2 separate regions of the Homo sapiens genome follow, and region 2 is linked to region 1. A link is an interaction called in ENCODE POLR2A ChIA-PET data of the cell type or tissue named here. Cell type or tissue: OCI-LY7. All regions are shown on one strand. Each heading gives the region's core, and the rest is flanking DNA. Links, peaks and the distances in the headings are about the cores only. Region 1 overlaps NUMB (NUMB endocytic adaptor protein). Region 2 overlaps PAPLN (papilin, proteoglycan like sulfated glycoprotein).

Region 1 (5,380 bases), core at 222-5,221:
AAGAGATGGGGTGTCTTGCTCTGTTGCCTGGAGAGCCGTGATGATCATAGCTCACTGTAGCCTGAACCTCCCAAGCTCAAGTGATCCTTCTGCCTCTCAGCCTTTCAAGTAGCTGGGACTACAGACATGTGCCACCATGTCTGGCCAATTCTTCTTATTTTTTTATAAGCAGGGTCTTGTCATGTTGCCCACACTGGCTTCAAACTCCAGGCCTCAAGTGTCTTCCCACCTTGGCATTACAGTCATGAGCCACTGTGCCCTGCCAAAAGCAACTATTAAATATTCTCATAACTAGGAAAACTGAGGCACAAATAACTTCCAAGATCACAAAAATACGAAGTAGTGGGTATGGGGTTTTTAAAAGAGTAGTAAAATAAAACAGGCTGTCTGACTCCAGAGCCTATTTTTTATTTTTTATTATTTTTATTTTTATTATTTATTATTATTATTTTTTGAGACAGAGTCTTGCTCTGTCACCCAGGCTGGAGTGCAGTGGCGTGATCTCGGCTCACTGCAACCTCTGCCTCCCCTGGGTTAAAGCAATTCTCCTGCCTCAGCCTCCCAAGTAGCTGGGACTACAGGCACACACCACCACGCCCAGCTAATTTTTGTATTTTTAGTAGAGACAGGGTTTCACCATGTTGGCCAGGCTGGTCTTTAACTTCTGACCTCGTGATCCACCCGCCTCGGCCTTCCAAAGTGCTGGGATTACAGGCGTGAGCCACTGTGCCTATTTTTTAATTAAATAATTTTGTATTTAAAAATCAGATTTTACCAGAACTGGGAACATTTGCTTCTAATGATTTGATTCTTTTTCTAAAAAATAAGGCGGGGCATGGTGGCTCACGCTTGTAATCTCAGCACTTTGGGAGGTCGAGACGGGTGGATCACCTGAGGTCAGGAGTTCGAGACCAGCCTGGCCAACATGGTAAGACCTCGTCTCTACCAAAAATACAAAAATTAGCTAGGCCTAGTGGTGCGCATCTGTAGTCCCAGCTACTCAGGAGGCTGTGGCATAAGAATCGCTTGAACCCAGGAGGTGGAGGTTGCAGTGAGCAGAGATTGCGCCACTGCCCAGACCGTGCCACTGCACTCTACACTCTAGCCCGAGTGACAGAGCAAGACTCCAAGTCAAAACAAACAAAATAAAAACAAACAAACAAAACAAAGAGTTCTTTTATTATGTATGCTAAACACAGTGATACAGTTCCTGCCTTTAAAAGCCCACAAACCAATGCAGTATTATAATATTAAGCAGTCACACCTGAATTTTACTGTTTTAAATTTAATTATCTCAAATGTTTTTTCTTTTTTTTTTTTTTTTGATACAGAGTCTCACTCTGTCACCCAGGCTGGAGTGCAGTGGCACGATCTCAGCTCACTACAACCTCCACCTCTCGGGTTCAAGGGATTCTCATGCCTCAGCCTCCTGAGTAGCTGAGACTACAGGCACATGCCACCACACTCGGCTAATATTTTTGTATTTTTAGTAGAGACGGGGTTTCACCATGTTGGCCAGGCTGGTCTCAAACTCCTGACCTCAAGTGATTACCCACCTCAGCCTCCCGAAGTGCTGGGATTACAGGCGTAAGCCACCACACCCAGCCTTCATTTACTCTTAATTCCAAGTATTACAGCCTTAAGTTTTCAGAGACTATAGGAAAGGCTTATATGGTCTTAAAGGAAAAACTAGTTAAAAAGCAAGAGAAACTCATTTTGCATGGCCATCTACTTTCAGATAATGTTGCAGGGGTGTTTGTTTTGAGACAGGGTCTCACTCTGTCGCTCTGGCTGGAATGCAGTGGTGTGATCATGGCTCACTGCAACCTCCGCTTCCTGGCTCAAGCAATTCTCTAGCCTCGGCCACCTGAGTAGCTGGGACTACAGGTGCAAGCCAGCAACACCCAGCTAATTTTTCATAGAGATGGGGTTTCACCATGATGCCCAGGCTAGTCTTGAACTCCTGAGCTCAAAGCGATCTGCCCTTCTCAGCCTCCCAATTTGCTGGGATTATAGGCATGAACCATCGTGCCTGGCCCCCAGATAATGACCGGTTTTTCTGGGGGCGGGTGCGGGGGGGGCGGGTTTTGAGACTGAGTCTCGCTCTGTTGCCCAGGCTGGAGTGCAGTAGCGTGATCTCAGCTCACTGCAAGCTCCGCCTCCCGGGTTCACGCTATTCTCCTGCCTCAGCCTCCCGAGTAGCTGGGACTACAGGCGCCCACCACCACGCCCAGCTAATTTTTTTGTATTTTTAGTAGAGACAGGGTTTCACCGTGTTAGACAGGATGGTCTCGATCTGCTGACCTTGTGATCTGCCTGCCTCGGCCTCCCAAAGTGCTGGGATACAGGTGCGCTACCACGCCCAGCTGATAATGATGTTTTAAAAATACACACAAAACACAGAATAAGAACAGCTGAATTTCATTACCAATAGATGCTCTAACAAACCAACTTCAAATGTAATTTGCAAAATGCTATTTTTAGCCAACAATGTGTTTCACTTCATTTCGTCATTGGTCTGATTCTTTAACAGACTGTAGTGCTTGCTTCTCATGTTCTGCTTTCAGTTTTAACAACTGTGTTAAAAGGAGAGCTAAATACCAACAAAACACAGAGGAATAACAATAGGTCTTGTAAAGGCTTTTCAGATATGCAAGAAACAACATTGTTACTAGTGAAAACACCTTACATGTTATTTGACCAAAATGAACAATGATATAACCAAAATGAACAATGACATAGCCAAAATAACTAAAGTAACACTTCACATTTTTCTATGATTACACTCCACATCTTTCTGCCTCCATACCAGCACGATAAACTATTTCTCCTTACTGTCTTGCAACTATTTTTTCTTTTCTTTTTTTTTTTTTTTTGAGATGGCCTTGGCTTACTGCAACCTCCGCCTCCCAGCTTCCAGCAATTCTCCTGCCTCAGCCTCCCAAGCAGCTGGGATTACAGGCATGAGCCACCACGCTCAGCTAATTTTTGTATTTTTAGTAGAGATGAGGTTTCACTATGTTGGCCAGGCTGGTCTCGAACTCCCTGCCTCAAGTGATCTGCCCTCCTCAGCCTCCCAAAGTGCTGGGATTACAGGTGTGAGCCACCACGTCCGGCCTCTTGTAACTATTTTCAAGAAAACCAATATTCCAACGATGCTAGTCAAGAAGCCATGATAAATGGATGTTAGTAGTAATTATGCAATACTTTAGAATTAGAGCAGGCTATGTTTTATAATAAAGAGGAAATATGAAAACAGATTATTTCTAAAACAGTACTACAAAAGAAAGAAAAAAAATCTAGATTTCTATAAACAATTGGAAATGCTGGCACTTCACAGTGAATTCACAGAACTCAACTAAAGGCTGTTGGTTCAAAGATTTGGCTTGCCAAATTTTCCCCTATAGATAAACATTTAATATCCACTGTGACATTTTATGCCACTTCCTAGATTAAAAGTCTTTTGTAAATTCCATGAAGATAAATGAACACCCAGATTGTTTACATCCAGGTATCTGCCACTAGAGGAACAGATCAGAGAAGAGCAACTTAAGCACAACATACAAGCTTTATTGAGACCTGCAAAACAACGAAATTTGACACATTCTCCATACAAAATATGCTTAAGGGAAAAAATTATGTTAGTTGGAAAAACCACAGTAAATACTCTTACTTTTTCTTTTCTTTTTTTTTTTTTTTACTAGAATCACTATGCCAGTTAGAATAAGTTTAAAGGTTGTGGGGGCGCACTCCTATTCACTACTAGCAGGGCTTTATCCAACAATGGCATATCAGTATAAAAGCTCTTTAGAAAATAATCACATTTCAAAATTATGCCCATCCTTTGACCCAATAGTTACACTTCTAGAAAATGTATCCAAAATAAATAAGTGTGCAAATATGTATGTATAGGCTGAGGGCAGTGACTCAGACTGTAATCCCATCACTTTGGGAGGCCAAGGAGGGAGGATCACATGAGGCCAGGAGTACTAGACCAGCTTGGCCAATGTGGCAAAAGCCCTTATCTACTAAAAATACAAAAATTAGCCAGGTGTGGTGGCACATGCCTGTAAATCCCAGCTACTTGGGGGGCTGAGGCATGAGAATCACTTGAACCTGGGAGGCAGAGGTTGCAGTTAATACAGACAGCAGGCAGGGAAATACAGGGTAGAAGAGGGCAGTTCTCCAGCAAAGGCCGGCCCTAAATGGGAACAAGCATTCCTGTTTTTGTGCCTAAATGTTGCCTTTGGGCCCACCACGCCCCCTTATCCTGTACCCATTGAAACCCCAACCCCCAGGCTCCACAAGCAGAAGAGCAGAACAGAAGAGCAGCAGAATGGCATGGCAGAGGAGAAGAGAAGGAGCATCTGAACATTGAGAGGAGTTTGGCTGGGGATGGCTGGAGAGGAGATCGGTCACAGGATGGCCGAATTCCAGGCGACGATCATCTTCCCACTCCATCCCCTTTCCAGCTTCCCCATCATCCTGCTGAGAGCCACTTCCATCACTCAATAAAACCTCTGCATTCACCACCCTCAAGTCCATGTGTGACCTTATCCTTCCTGGATGCCAGACAAGGACTCAGGTAACAAGAGGGCAGAGTGTAAAAGGCTTCACTCTGACTTACACACTTAGCCATCTGTAGATGGCAACTGCTAAAAGAGCATTAATTGTAACACACTCCTAGACGCTACCATGGGGCTGGAGCCCAAAAGCACTCTCCCTGGCTCCTGCACCTGCCTGTCTGCATGTTCCCCCTCCTGTAAGGGGTTTGAGTGAGGGGCAACTGAGCCATACCGCTATCACAAGTCCCAGAAGGGGGTCAGGAAACTCTCCTGTTTCACTGTGAGCCAAGGTCGAGCCACTGCACTCCAGCCTGGGTGACAAAGTGAGACCCTCTCTCAAAAAAAAAAAAAGGTATGTATTGATTAAAAATACATCTATAATGTAAAAAAACAAAATCAGTAAAGCATATGGTGGTTACTCAAATTAAACATAGAATCACTATATATTCTAGCAATTCCATTTCTAGGTATATACCCAAAATAACTGAAAGTAGAGACTCAAACAGATATTTGTACACCAATATTCAAGGCAACATCATTCACAGTAGCCAAAAGATGAAAACAACCTAAGTGTCCACCGATGGATGAATGGCTAAACAAAATGTAGTCTAGGCCGGGAGCCATGGCTCATGCCTGTAATCCCAGAACTTTGGGAGGATGAGGTAGGTAGATCACAAGGTCAGGAGTTCGAGACCAGCCTGACCAACATGGTGAAACCCCATCTCTACTAAAAGTACAAAAATTAGCCGGGCATGGTGGCATGCGCCTGTAATCCCAGCTACTCAGGAGGCTGAGGCAGGAGAATCACTTGAACC
Region 2 (5,380 bases), core at 62-5,061, 140 kb before region 1:
GCTGTTGCTGTTATTAGTCCCATTTCACAGATGAAGAAATGTGCATAAAGGGCTTAAGCAACTTGCCCAGAGTTACCCAGCTGGCAAGTGGCAGAGCCCGGATTGAGCCCGGGCAGTATGGGTCCAGAGCTGGTGTGCTTAATCACTATGCTGAGTTCCCACTATGATGGGTCTTGGGCTGTACCAGCTCAGAGTTGATACCAAAGTTACAGATTTTTAGAAACAATATGCATTAATGGCTTTGTTATCTATATAAATTTAGGTAGGTAATAGTCTGGTTATACCAATATACCAAACGTTTGTAAGGTTGTTCGCTGCTAGGTACAGTCTTTTAGTGGTATTTTGTGAGTAAACAAGGGGAGAGAGAAAGATAAGCTTTCTCTGGCTGCTTGAGGTCTGACTTCAGGGAAGGTACCACTCTGGTCTAAGTCAGCTGAGTTTTAAGAACCCCTTCCAGAAGAGAGATGAAGCAGTAGAATGAAATTTTTTTTTTTTTTTTAAGACAGAATCTTGCTCTGTCACCCAGGCTGGAGTGCAGTGGTGTGGTCTCAGCTCACTGTAACCTCTGCCTCCTGGGTTCAAGCGATTCTTCTGCCTCAGCTTCCCGAGTAGCTGGGACTACAGGGGCACGCCACCATGCCTGGCTAATTTTTGCATTTTTAGTAGAGATGGGGTTTCACCATATTGGCCAGGCTGGTCTCAAACTCCTGACCTCGTGATCCGCCCGCCTTGGCCTCCCAAAGTGCTGGGATTACAGGCATGAGCCACCACACCCAGCTGAATGAAACTTAATAGGGAGTTATGAGATACAGACGTTCCTAGTAAATTCAGAGGGAGAGAAAACAAGGGCTTTGCTTTGTTCTCAGTGTAGTTAGTATTAGAGCCACCGTTAACAGGACTGTTTTCCTATTACCTTGTCTAATATGCATTGCTTCCTCTGGGGAAAGTGAAAAACTGGAAGGATGAGGACCCAGGTGACTAAGATAAGCTGGTGATATTGAAGGGACAAAACTTTGATGGTTGGAGGAACCCAGCAGAGAAAGGGAAAAGATAAGAGCTCTTGCTAACTCAAAATTTTACTTGGGGCTGATCCTACCTGCTCTCCCAATCCAGAGGCAAGAACAGTTGTCATTTAGTAATTCAGGTCTCAAACATAAGGAGTTAACTTCAAGAGATGTTTAATTATCCAGTCAATAAATATTTGGGAGTCTAGGAAGAGCTATTCAGTGGGCTGAGGCCACAAATAATAATGGGAGGACCACTGCATGTTGAAGTGAGGCCAAGAAACAGGTAGAAATCATCATCCCTCATAGAGTTTGTACGTATGGTTAAAAGGTTACAGGGTAAGTGCACTTCGTTTTCAATCTGGCAGTTATAATGCTGTGTTCCTTTGAAGGAAATGAAATGGCAGGTGAGAATTTTCAGCATACACAGAGCTTCCTCACCACCTTCTCTCTCCCCTGTCGTTCTGCAGCACCCACCGCCCAGCCCAGGGACCCTGGCAGGGACTGCGTCGACCAGCCAGAGCTGGCCAACTGTGATTTGATCCTGCAGGCCCAGCTTTGTGGCAATGAGTATTACTCCAGCTTCTGCTGTGCCAGCTGTTCACGTTTCCAGCCTCACGCTCAGCCCATCTGGCAGTAGGGATGAAGGCTAGTTCCAGCCCCAGTCCAAAATAGTTCATAGGGCTAGGGAGAAAGGAAGATGGACTCTTGGCTTCCTCTCTCTGGCTGGCAAAGGGAGTTATCTTCTGGAATACATTAGCTCTTTCAAAAACCCACCCAGTGTTTAGCCTCAACGGCAGCCAGTTACCAGCTTCTCTCTGTAGCCTTCAGCAGTGTTTGCATCTCTGACATAACCACAGGCTGCTGTTTTCAAGAAGAGCAATCTGTTTGGATAAGAAAAACCTTTACTTTACAGCTTCCCTTTATAATTTGTTACACAGGAATAGTTAAATGCATTTGTTTGTTTGTTTTTTGAGACAGAGTTTCACTCTTGTTGCCCAGGCTGGAGGGCAATGGCGCGATCTCAGCTCACTGCAACCTCCGTCTCCTGGGTTCTTGATTCTCCTGTGTCAGCCTTCTGAGTAGCTAGGATTACAGATGCCTATCACCATGCCTGGGTAATTTTTGTATTTTTAGTTGAGATGGGGTTTCACCATGTTGGCCAGGCTGGTCTCGAACTTCTGACCTCAGATGATCTGCCCGCCTCAGCCTCCCAAAGTGCTGGGATTACAGGCATGAGCCACCACGCCCAGCCATCAATGCATTTTTTTTATTTTTTTTTTGAGACAGAGTTTCGCACTTCTTGCCCAGGCTGGAGTACAATGGTGCGATCTTGGCTCACTGCAACCTCCACCTCCTGGGTTCAAGCGCTTCTCCAGCCTCAGCCTCCTGAGTAGCTGGGATTACAGGTATGTGCCACCATGCCTGGCTAATTTTGTATTTTTAGTAGAGACGGGGTTTCTCCATGTTGGTCAGACTGGTCTTGAACTCCCGACCTCAGGTAATCCGCCCGCCTCGGCCTCCCAAAATGCTGGGATTAGAGGTGTGAGCCACTGTGCCCAGCCCATCAATGTGTTTTAAAGCTAGCTGTCAGGGTTCCACTTAATTTAAAGCTGGGCAGGGAGATGTGTAATGATTTCAAAGTTAACACCTGTTTGTTTTCTAAAGGGCATGCCAAGTCCTGCTGTATCAGGGAAGTATTCTGTGCTAAAATCAGCGATGGTTCATTGCTCTAGTCTCTCTCACCCTTCTAGGCAGTGCATCAGTCAGCTCTAAATCTGGTGCAGAGGGTTAACAGCATAACCCTTGTTGGCAAAATGGAATAGATGTTAAGACCTCAAATAGGGATTTGGGATGAAACAGCTGCAGTTAGCACTGTTATCTGAGCATGAAAGAACTGGAAACGCTCCTTACGTCGAGATGTTGGACCTTGAAGCCCTCCTGAGGCCAACATGCAAATCTGGCTGTGACGGTTCATCTGACACCTGTGTAAAGCTGACCAGCCTGCTCTGTACAGTGACAATGAGGAGCCCCTCTCTTCCTTAAGTAGGAATCTGTGAAGCAAAATGTTTGCTGCCAAAGACAAATCAGACTGTCAGTCATTAAAAACAGCATTAGCAGGATGAGGATAGCAATGGGGAAGGGTTGTGGGCAATGCAGTAACAGGGAAATGGCTTCAGAAATGGTTTGAGTTGGAAGACAACATTCTTCATCTCTCAGGACTTCTAATTCCTTGATGCTAAAAGAAGAGGCATGGATTCTATGAGCTTCCAAGTCCCTTTCCACTTTAACCTTCTACAAATCTTTCAGAGGACTGCCTAGTAGCAAAGGTTATTCCTGGACACAGGAAAGACGGGCATTACAGGGACCAAAGCTCTGAAAGGTGACTTTTATTACCAACACACTGGCTGGAAAAGGGACAAACCACATCACGGGTGAGTGATACTTCTCAGTCTTCTCTACTCATTCAACAAAGGAAATGTGGGCTGGGGCAGAGGTCTTTTTTCATTTAATACTGGAAAAATATTGAAGAGCATCCATGTTCACTTATGGCTGGTTTTGCTATAGAAATTGGAAAATAAAGGCCACTTTTTTGAAATCCCCAGTTTAATTAAACCAGATTTTGGCCTATTGGTATAAACACATCAGAAGGTAAGTTTGAGGTTAGCTAGCAGCTAACTAGTTCTAATAGAACCAGTCACAGAATAGTGGGCTAAGATTAGAGGTAAAACTCATTCTAGGCCAGTGGTTCTCAACTTTACCATATTGCGAGCTTAAAAAAAAAAAACACAACCTGGGGGGTCCCCCTGCCCCACTAAAATTTTGATTTAATTGGTCTGGAATATAGGCCAGGCGTTAGGATTTTAAAAAGATATCCTCAGGTGATTCTATTGCATAGCCCAGGTTGAGAAGCACTGCCCCACCCCGCTGAGATTCTGCATTTCTAACCAGCTCCTAGGTGAAGTCCATGCTGCTGTTACAGACCACACTTTGAGCAGCAAGAATCTGACTTTAGAGATACACTCAGGATTAAAGTATGAATGAAAATATGAATCTTAAGGGTATTTTTCTAGTCACTAAACTAGGGATTTACAGCAGCAGTAGAATGGAGAGTAAGACCAAAAGAACGAAAAATAAATTCATTTACTAATAAAGGAAAGGGGAAAGAACAGCCCTTCATGGGCAAAAGCTTCTACCATGAACATTTATTTTTGTTAAAGCAGATTATAAATTTTCATCAGTACAAATATATATAACTTACATTTGATTGTAAGGCCAACGTTCAAAAGTAAAAATGAGATGAGCTCTCTTATTGTTATCCGAGGTCAAGAGGCTGCAACTGTCAAGGGGATGTTCTCACCAAAAGGGGGTTTGGGGGAAGAGGACACACACAAAGCTAATAAAACCAGAATCCCCATCCCCACAAAACTCATGGGAACAAAATTTAAAGGATAAAACAAAACCCACCAAGACCCATATTACAAACCAATATGGTAACCTGTGTTCCCTTCTATGGTATGATTATGTCATGTTACCTTAGTGTTAAAGGATTAACATAAGGAAACTGCAGCAATATATAAAAGATATATTCTCTATAGAGCATATTTCGATTGATTCCATTAAAATAATGACATTAGAATTCCATCATAGGTTTAAAACCAGGACAATACTGCTTTTCCTTTATTTAAAAAAAACTACAACCTAGTGACTGTATTGGTCATAAGCATGATTGTTGTTGCAATGTGCTACTTACAATGAATGACTGACAGAAAACAAGCTAGGGATCCTGTCTGCAGCTTCCAGCCTTTCCTCTTTTTATTTCAGTAGGCATCAATGATAAATCAATCTTATGTACAATTTCTTACAACTAGCCCCTTTACCTTTGGCAAGATTACTTACAACTCATACAACTTCTTAATATCTGAGAACTATTTAAAATATTCTAAATGCATAAAAATAAAGATTTTGGCTTTTGATATATATAATATTTATTCTGTTACTCAAAATGGAAGCTCAACTTCTCCCCCAAAATATAGCTCTGCTGGGCAGTTGCTGATATGCCCTCCTGGGAATTCTGGCAGCATAGCGTGCCTCTCTGTTCCCCAGCCTGAGCACAAACCACTCTTCTTGATCTCTAATACAGGCCACTACTGACAGGAGGCAGGTGAATGGCCTGAAAAACAAAGGGAGATTGCTTTGCTTCCTGTTGTGTTTTACATTTCAGTAAATGTGCTTGGAATATAGATTCTTGTTCAGATACTTTGCCTCTCTGTTGCCAGAGATTTGTAAGGGGGTAAGGGAAGAGGGAGTACAGAAAGCAACATTTCCTTGACTTCTTTAGCCTAATTGCAAGGCAGCTTTTCTCTAGGAATGCT

Evidence for each region. ChIA-PET counts read pairs that join two places held together with the same protein. Peaks named below come from ENCODE experiments on the same cell type or tissue, not always from the same donor. Only the 100,000 strongest peaks of a DNase experiment are listed, where the experiment ranks them.
Region 2: POLR2A ChIA-PET joins it to region 1 with 5 read pairs; 4 of 35 experiments call an interaction of 5 or more read pairs at or near these places.

The regions. Positions count from the first base shown.
Region 1 is chr14:73,412,649-73,418,028 of GRCh38, forward strand. All of the region lies in intron 1 of NUMB (NUMB endocytic adaptor protein), which reads right to left. Among named protein-coding and RNA genes, the nearest start is that of NUMB, 43 kb to the right of the region's middle. In OCI-LY7, for the core only: CTCF peaks have their summits at 3,582 and 3,789; DNase peaks (open chromatin) are centred at 1,873 and 2,473; H3K4me3 peaks cover 647 bases; H3K27ac peaks cover 2,638 bases.
Region 2 is chr14:73,271,021-73,276,400 of GRCh38, forward strand. PAPLN (papilin, proteoglycan like sulfated glycoprotein) reads left to right here. Exons shown (of 27, transcript NM_001365906.3): 27 at 1,475-3,603. The coding sequence ends at 1,644. It overlaps NUMB (NUMB endocytic adaptor protein), which reads right to left. Exons shown (of 13, transcript NM_001005743.2): 13 at 4,196-5,380. Among named protein-coding and RNA genes, the nearest start is that of PAPLN-AS1, 28 kb to the left of the region's middle. In OCI-LY7, for the core only: no CTCF peak of the experiment used is centred there; a DNase peak (open chromatin) is centred at 2,971; H3K4me3 peaks cover 710 bases; H3K27ac peaks cover 1,065 bases.